3 separate regions of the Mus musculus genome follow, and all the other regions are linked to region 2. The links are chromatin contacts, found by Hi-C or POLR2A ChIA-PET in ENCODE. All regions are on one chromosome and are shown on one strand. Each heading gives the region's core, a stretch centred on a gene start or an enhancer-like site at or near the end of the contact. The rest is flanking DNA. Distances are from core to core; before and after follow the strand shown.

What was found. A loop is a pair of places that touch in the nucleus more often than their neighbours do. ChIA-PET counts read pairs that join two places held with the same protein, here RNA polymerase II (POLR2A).
Region 1: a map of gastrocnemius shows a loop between it and region 2 (2.6-fold over the local background). The contact joins the enhancer-like site here to the promoter of Itsn1 in region 2. A Hi-C loop is called at or near these places in 6 of 37 maps with a recorded cell type or tissue (gastrocnemius, heart and left cerebral cortex). POLR2A ChIA-PET finds 5 or more read pairs at or near these places in 2 of 5 experiments (Patski and embryonic stem cell).
Region 3: a map of heart shows a loop between it and region 2 (2.5-fold over the local background). The contact joins the enhancer-like site here to the promoter of Itsn1 in region 2. A Hi-C loop is called at or near these places in 9 of 37 maps with a recorded cell type or tissue (adrenal gland, heart and left cerebral cortex).

The regions. Positions count from the first base shown.
Region 1 is chr16:91,766,072-91,768,902 of GRCm38, forward strand. All of the region lies in intron 1 of Itsn1 (intersectin 1 (SH3 domain protein 1A)), which reads left to right. Among named protein-coding and RNA genes, the nearest start is that of Itsn1, 38 kb to the left of the region's middle. Within about 2 kb of position 1,536, at least 2 of the 3 ENCODE cell types and tissues checked have a DNase peak (open chromatin) inside an H3K27ac peak, as active enhancers do; they include gastrocnemius and heart, where a contact is called at or near this core.
Region 2 is chr16:91,728,049-91,730,902 of GRCm38, forward strand. It overlaps Itsn1 (intersectin 1 (SH3 domain protein 1A)), which reads left to right and starts at 1,323. Exons shown (of 39, transcript NM_010587.2): 1 at 1,323-1,551. Cryzl1 (crystallin, zeta (quinone reductase)-like 1) reads right to left here and starts at 754. Exons shown (of 13, transcript NM_133679.2): 1 at 510-754. Gm46543 (a long non-coding RNA gene) reads left to right here. Exons shown (of 3, transcript XR_001781880.2): 3 at 471-533.
Region 3 is chr16:91,788,385-91,791,156 of GRCm38, forward strand. All of the region lies in intron 4 of Itsn1 (intersectin 1 (SH3 domain protein 1A)), which reads left to right. Among named protein-coding and RNA genes, the nearest start is that of Itsn1, 60 kb to the left of the region's middle. Within about 2 kb of position 1,472, at least 1 of the 3 ENCODE cell types and tissues checked has a DNase peak (open chromatin) inside an H3K27ac peak, as active enhancers do; it is heart, where a contact is called at or near this core.

The DNA of each region.
Region 1 (2,831 bases), core at 286-2,785, 38 kb after region 2:
CCCTGCGGCATGCACTTAAGTGCGAGCCACTTGGCTGAAACGGAGCACAGATGGCGCATCTGCACCGGTCGGGGTCCGGTTCTGTTCCCTTTAAATAGTCATCAGAAGAACTTTTGTTTTGCGAGATTTCTGTGTGTTGCCTCTTATAGTAGTCAAAGGAAGGAAATGAAAAATGGGATTTCAGATGTTCTCAATAGAAAGCTTAATTGTAACCATTAATCTGTTTTCATGAAAAATTGTTTAACTATGGGTGAATTATCAAGTAAGCCCTATGAATCAGCTGTTTGTTAGATGGTGCTTGGTGCCTGTTTTTAAGTGATTTCACTTGATTTTCTGAGAGGAATAAAAGGGAGTGGTTTTGTACCTTTGGTTCCCTGGAGTTTCTGTAGTGTATTAGAAGACGCTAGCTTGTGGGCAGGGCCTGCTCTCCCACCCCTGGGAGGCTGTGCTAGGATCTCAAGTCTAAGCCCATAGAGAGATCTTATCTCCCCTCTTCTGCTGCAGGGGTGGTGGCTTATGGCAGGACTTCCCTAGGATGCCTTCTTTGACTGACAAGGAGTCTTACTGGCTGAGCATTGTGGCACTCACCTTTAATCTCTGAAAACCAAAATAAATAAAAAGAACCCTGCATTCTTTCATCCCCCCCACACACTTATGTTCTTTATGCGAGGCGTGGGGCTGTGGGGCTTTACCTGCCACACCTGATTGACACTGATTGAAATCCGGGCACACAGGGCTAACAGTGTGCCCCACCTCGCTGCCCTGCGCTCCCAGCCCCTCTCTGCTGTAGGTTAGTCTTGTGCTGCTGCTTCTCCTTTTTAGCCAGGATGGATCCCCCCAGTGGGCCTTAGGGAGGTCTTAGGCAGCTTAGGAGTCCACAGGGCTCTCTTGGTTTATGTAGTGACATGGAAGCAGAAACAGTCATTATTCAAGCTTTGGATTGTTAATGGATATTTATAACCTACCCAACTTCTCTTAGTTTTGCTTTTTTTCTGTGTTTTCTAAAACTATGCACCACGTAAAAATTTGCTCTTGGTGAGCACTTTTTGATTATGTGGCGGACGTAACCTATTCTATGATGTTGAACGTATAACCAGACTCTTGCCTGCCCTTACTCTTTCTGTGTTTGAGACAGGGTTTTCTTGCGTAACCCCTGAACCCTCAGTTCTGCCTTTATATGCCAAGTGCTGAGTTACTGGTGTGTGCCTCTGTGCTGACTTCAAGAGCTGGCAATGGTTCTGTGGTAACGGAGCCAGCTGTCATGCGCGATGACCTGAATTCAGTCCTTGGCACCTATCAGGTAGAAGGAGAGAACTGACTGGTGCACTCTGCCCCCCACATATGTGCTGAAGCCCGTGCACACGTGTGTGCGCACAGGCACAAATAATAAAGAAATGCTTTTGGTTTGTAATGACACCATGGCGACTGTCAATTGACATCATTTAGCTTTGGGTTTTTTTTAGGCAGATTAATGGGTGATGAATCATTGGTGCAGTGACTTTCTACTTTTGCTTCGGAGCTGTCAGATTGCTTTCCTTAGCAGCTGGCATAACTGGCCCTCCTACCAGCAAGGGGCGGGGGGCTCTCCTTAGTATCAGAAATCTCTATTTATCGACTTTCTGACTTTTGTGGCCTTCATTTGTCGCTTGTGGAAAGTTTTTCAAGTCAAAGTGACTTCCTGTAAGTAGGCCAGATTCCTCAGTAAAGCTTCCCTCCCTCTGACAAAAGCTTGGTGAGATCATTTTAACTCTCAGCCATGTAAGAAAAGCTTGGTTGAAGAGGAGACGAAGGGTTAGTTTTCTAATGTCCATATTTATAGGAATGATGTTTAGTGAGCCTTTCTACCCTTTAGTGACAATAATTAATTTTTCAAAATCTGTTTAGTCTTGGAACCTTGAAACTTAGCAGTTTGAATGAATTTTGTAAGAATGAAATTATGCACCCAGCTCTGGAGAGAACAAACCTACTTGAAGGTAGAATTCTAGATACATTCATTATATTGTATTTAAACACTTTTACATAAATATAAAATTAGCTCATACAAAATGATTGGTTATGAGGGAATTTTGAACCTTTCTCAAAAGGTATGAAATTGGAAAAAAAATGAGTTTTTTTCTTTTGAATTACATTGTCATTGTGAAACTTTTTAAATCAGAAACTTTTAAATTTTCTTTGCTGTGCTGTTTTAAAAAAACTTTTCAATTCTTTTTTTCTCCATTAATTCATGTATTTATCCCGATCACAGCTGCCTTTCTCCTCCCAGATCCCTCACCCCTCACCCTTCTCCTTCTCTTTCAAGAAGGGAGAGGCCCCACCTGGTACCAGCCCACCCTGGTTGGTGCATCACATCACTGCAGGATTGGGCACATTCTCTCCCACGGAGGCCAGACAAGACAGCCCAGTTAGGGAGCAAGTTCCACAGACAGGCAGCCAGGTCAGGGATATAGCCCCGCTCCAGTTGTTGCAGGACCCTCCTGGAGATCAAGCTGCACATCTGCTACATTCACACGGGCGGCCTAGGTCCAGCCTGTGGACCAGCCTCTTTGGTTGGTGGTTCAGTCTCTGAAAGCCCCCAAGGGTCCAGGTTAGTTGACTCTCTTGGCCTTCTTGTGGAGTTCCTGTCTGCTCCAGATCCCTCAATTCTACCCCGACTCTTCCACAAGACTCCCTGAGCTTCTTCCAATGTTTGGCTCTCGGCCTCTGCATCTGTTTTGGTCAGCTGCTGGGTGGAACCTCTCAGAGGACAGTTATGCTAGGTCTTGTTTGCAGAGTACCATTAATAGTGTCAGGGATTGGTTCTTGCCCGTGGGATGGGTCTCGCAGTTGTGCTT
Region 2 (2,854 bases), core at 73-2,572:
GACCCTGGGATAATTCTTTAGTATGGCTCAAGTATGGCCGGCTCAATGAAGCAGGCAATTCCTGACCCAAGGCCCCATTACTGCGAACACCCACCCTTGTTTGCTTTAGGAAACCGCTTACTGGAAATGCAAAGAGAAGGATAAGAAGGGTGACAAGGGAAGTAGTAATAGAGACAGCATCAGAAACAGTGATAGGGAGAAGCTGGGGGCGGGGAGGACTCAACCCAGGAGAAAGGCAGTTCTAGACCTTTGCCTCCATAAACGCGGAGGAAGAAGCAAAGATCAGTCTACAATCAAAACCTAGCCAGGGTCAGGAACTGTCCGTCAAATCTAGTATTACCCGCCCCTCGGCGGCCTCGGCCAAGCTAGGCCTGAGCCAGGGCATCTCTGAGGTCGGCGTGTGATGCGAAGTACCAGTCTCCCCAGGGTTAGACAGCTCCTTCAGGCGTTTCTCCATTTTTCGCCCAAAGTCCCATTTCAGAGACACACATCGTTCTTCCCTGGCTCACCTGGCTCGGAGCAACCTCAACCGCCAGCGCCTTCGCCGCCGCCACCTTCCCAGTCCTTCTGCAGAGAGCCCGCCTTCTTGGGTCCAAACAGTACTGCCATTGGTCAGACTGCCCGTCACTACCGCAGGATGACCGATCTGGGGGAGGCTGTGACGAACGCCATGGCAACTGAACCCGGAACTACATCTCCCAGCATGCTGCTTCCCGTAGAGAGACGAGTCGCCGCCCCAGGGACCACCAATAAATGGGAGAAGTTGGGCGTTGCCAAGATGGGTTCCGTTTTATGCAAATTAGAGTAAAAGGCCACACCCTTCCTCATTCCAACCGTAACCCCTACCATCTTTCTTCAGTCTTTGTGTCTTTCGCCTTTCGTGCCCACGCTCTTTCTGCAAAACCTTCAATTTAGTTGAATGTATCCTAGCTACTGTCGCGCATAGAAAAGAGCAAAGCGCCAAATCGTGAAACAAAATCTCCGCACGCATAGAGCAGAAACCTCTAGTTACGCCTTCAAGGGACGAGACAAGGATGGGAGGGGAAAAAAGTGTGTGTGTGTGGGGGGGTGCTATCCAAACTACTTCATTGGTGTATCTCGTTGTCACTCTGTACACCTCTATTTCCTTTGGCTCCTTTCTTCTTTTTTGCCCACCTAGTGGGCGGAGTCATAGGAGAGAGCGAAGGCGTGGTCTCCGCCGTCCGATTGGCAGGCGGTTATCCCCGCCCATCTATGGGTGGGGCGGAGGGCAGGCTGTGGGCGGAGGGGCGGCGGCGGAGGGAGATGAGGAGTTAGGCGGGAGTGAGGGAGCGAAGGAGCGAAGGAGGGCGAGAGGAGTGGAGCGGCGCGGGGAGGGCGCGCAGCTTGGTTGCTCCGTAGTACGGCGGCTCGCAAGGGAGCATCCCGAGCGGGCTCCGGGACGGCCGGGAGGCAGGCAGGCGGGCGGGCGGGGATGGTGTGCGCGGCTGCGGACTCGGCGTTCCTCCGCGCGGCGTGCGGGCTGCACTGATTTGTGTGAGGGGCGGCCGCGCGCACCCGCCCGGAGATGAGGTGAGGAGCTGACGCGGGCGGCCTGGCGCGCGGGCGGGGGTCGGCGATGGCCGCCCCGGGGTCGGGTCCAGCGGCCGGGCGCGCGTCCCTGCGGCCGCCGTCGCCGCTCCGCCCGGTCTTTCTCATCCTCCCCGGGGGCAGCGGGGCGGGCGGGCCGCGGCGGTGGCGGCCGCGGGACGGGTTCGGGCTGAATGGGCGTCCGCAGCCACGGCCGGCGCTCCCGTGGGGGGCATCGCGGCGGGCGGTCCTTCCACCGCTGACCCCTCTGCCCTCGGCCGCCGGAGGGTGGCGGGCCGACCCGGCCTCCCGGGGATCCCGAGCTCGCGGGAGCCGCATCGCGCCGCCCGCGGGTGCCCCCGGCCTCGAGTCCCCGGCTCATCCTTTTTCTCTAGCGCCTGCTTGGAATACCCTGTCAAGTGAAGGGCGGTCAATGCCGTTTGGGCCGAAGTGGTGCGGCCGGGGCTGGCTCTGATGGCATTTAACAGAAAGCGGCTACCCTTGCAGCGGGCGTGCGTCCCCTTCTCGGCCGCTTCGCCCTCCTTGCGCACGCACTGACTCGGGTGTCTGCTGTGGACCCAGTGCATAATTGCGGTCCCTTCTTGGGGGTGGGGGGGGGCACCAGAAAATGCAATCCGGATTCCCAGAAAGAAAAAAAAGAAAAGAAAGAAAGAAAAGCAAGGAGGAGCTGGCTGGATCTCCCTTCACTTCTGTTTGCCTTTGCTTTGGAAGACAACTTCGCTGATCCTCTTGCCTATGAGCAGTCTTCTATTGTTGTGATTCAGACTACAGGCTTTGCTTTTGAAGGAATAGATTAGTGGCTTCTTGCTGCAGCTTGAGGGTGTAGAGGTATTTGGTAGCATCTTGAATGTGAAAGTTTGCGACTTTGCCCTCATCACTGCTTTTCGGAAAACAGAAGCAACCTGGAAATGTAAATGCATGCAGACTCTGGCCAGATGCGGTTCTTTTGTGTTTATCGGTTGGTATCTTTCTCTTGGTACTTCGTGGTCGGAAACACGGAGGATAAAAAAGAAAAAAAGAGTCTGATAAATAGCATAGATAGTGAAAGCATGGGAACAAATGCCCGTGGAAAATATCAGTTCTATTTTCAGGGAGGCCGGTTTACTAATCCCGCTGAATTGATGAAGAGAAAGGCTTGCTCATGGATTATGTAGTGGACAGGATGTGAGGGCAGGAGCTGGGGCCAGGAGCCCGCAGGCCAGCTGCTTGGCAGGGTGTTTCTCTAAATGCTCCAAACTAGAGGAATGTATTTATTTGTTGGGATACTTTTATTTTTAGAAGATGT
Region 3 (2,772 bases), core at 222-2,721, 60 kb after region 2:
ATGCATATATACATGCAGCCAAATACCCATACACATAAAACCAATTAGTAAGTTAATTAAGACTCATTGAGACAAAATCCAAAGCTGTCACCAAATGTCCAAGTCCAGTATGATCCTGCTTTTGCTTTGTCTCGTTTCCTCTTTGCTGTCATCTCGGCCCTCTTGTCTACAGCATCCACTCCAGAAGCTAACTCTCTGTTCCTCACCAGGGCAGGTCTCCCCTTGTTTCAGGACCACTGGATTGCTGTTTCTCCTTCCTGCAGTTGCAGAACCCACATAGCTGCTCACTGTCTTGCTGGTTTCAGTTTGTCATCCTGCAAAGAGGTGCTTTCTGGTGAATCTGTCCTAAGTTCACCTAGTTACTCCTCTCCCATCATGTCCACTCTCAGTGGGGGGTCTCTATTCCAGGGGGCCTAGAGAATGCCGAACAGTGGATTGGCTTGACCACTGAAACAAAGCTCCCGCCCTTCACTCTGGTCATAGCATACTCGGCACCACCCATACTAATCTGATTTGTTCTAAACAAAAAGGTAGAGACCGACTAGGTCTATTCTTAATTTCTAGATAATGCTCACACTGTAGCAGGTGTACCCAAAGGGAGGGGGAGGGTGTGTGTGTGTGTGTGTGTGTGTATGTGTGTGTGGTGGTGGTGGTGGTAGTGTTAATGAATGAATTTCCAAACTGGTTTAATCTTCCTTATTGCTTGGACTTGCTTTTATATTAGTGGGCACCAAATGGCAGATGACTGGCCTGTGTGTGGCATGTCTGTGTGGAGCTTCATTAACAAGGTTCTGAAAGCAGCAGTGCATTCTGGGTGTGCTGGGAAGTGCTCCCCGTCTGCTCAGCATTCTCTGTTCTCACTTAGACCGCCGTTTCTTGTTATTTTTATTGTTGTTTATTCTTGTGATTAAATGCAGGCATAGAATGTATAATGCTTTGTGTTTACATGTAGTTTATTTCTTCTTTACATTAACAGTACACTATAAACCTACTTTAATTTTTTGCCTTTCTTACTTAATATATCCTCCTGGTTTTCTCCTCAGCACATAGCTCCTGTCATGGTAGCAGGCGTGCCTCCATGGTTCTACGTGCCATAGTGCTTCTGCCCATCCACACTAGGTTGTTTCCGTGTACTGTGATTTTTGATGATATGGTGGTTATAGAAACACTGATGTGAACAGCTCCTAGCCATGTGTTTTATGTTGTTAAATGTACCTTCAGAGTCAGTCCATACGAGTGCGGTTGCTGGTTCTAAGTAAATGATTATGTGGCTCTCTTGCCACTTGGGGTTGTAATTTCCCCACCAACAGTGTGTGAGAGTGGTGTGTGATTTGTGTTATTTGTATAAATCAAACAAGAGAAGCACACCATTGGTGTTAACAATTACTTTCCTGTTTCTGTGATAAAATACCATGACCGAGGCAACTTACAGATGGCCTGGTGCATTGTGGGCTTGTGGGCTTACAGAGATAAGAGTGGTCACCATCACACTGGGGAAACAGGAAGGCCAGCAGCAGGCATAGCAACAGGACGGCTCATATCTTTAACCACAAGCAGGAAACAGAGACTGCTTAGAGAGGAGTCTTTTAAACCTCAAAGCGCACCCATAGTGACACACTTCCTTCAGCAAGGCCACACTTACGCCTCCTTAAACAGGGCTGTCACCTGGAGACGGCGTGTTCAAATGCCAGAGACTGAGGGACATTTATCATATAAGCCCTACCCTGTGTCTGACACCTGCCCCGCTAACCTGATTCCAGCACCAGCTTCCAGAGTCACATGCAACGGTTGCTTGCTGGGTTTACCATACACTTGTCCTTCTGACGTAAATTTGGTGTCAGTATTGTCCAGACTGAATTGCTTTGGGAGGGATGGAAGTTCATGGAGAAGAAATCCCTGAGTAGTGGCATGGCTGCTGTTAAGGAGCAGCAGCTGGAGTCTGCTGTGCTGAGCAGGGAGGAGAGGGTGAGCCTTGTGAGGAGCTGTGCTTTCAGAGCTTCCTGGGAGCTCTCTGTTCCTAGGGAGTTTTAATAGTCATGCTTGTTAATTCAGGGGAAAGTCTTTCTGAGAGCTGCGGACTTGAGGTTCAGCGTAGCAGACCTGTGCTTGGTGCCTGCAGGTGAAGCCCCAGAGGCTAGAGCTACATGGCTCTTTCTCCGTGCCTGCCGGAAGAAGTGCAGAGTGTTTTAGAAGCATTAAATTAGTCTAATTATATTCTTATTTAAAGGCCTCTTCTTCCTTAACCCATTAAATTTTTCTAGTTTCCACCAAGAATGCCTTTCAGGAGGAGAAGTGTGGGGGATGGAGGGTGGGCATCTGCCTGCTCCTCTGTTTAACCATAGATAGCGCATGCGTGTTATTGGTACCAGGAACCTTTCTCTCCTGTGAGGCATTTGAAGTAGCTGAGCATGCTGGAGACACTTTGCAGAAGAAGGAAAGATCACCACCTCACTTATGTCTTTAATCTGAAAGCTTTGGCAAGCTAGAACAACTCACTGGCCACCACGTCCTATCCCGAATACAGATGCAGAGCCCCAAAACAAGCAGACTTTCACAGTGTGTGAGTTTCACAACACTTTGACCTGCTTGAGTTGAAACCAGAGACACAATATTCATTCAGGACCACGAGATTCTGTCAACATTGGTATTTATTTCAGTAGATGAAGGCCAAAGCAAAACATCATCAGCCCAGAAGATGTAGATTAAGACCTGAAAAACAGAACTAAATAAACCCAGGGACCTTGGCGTCCTAGTGACTGTGGGGAGCTCAGC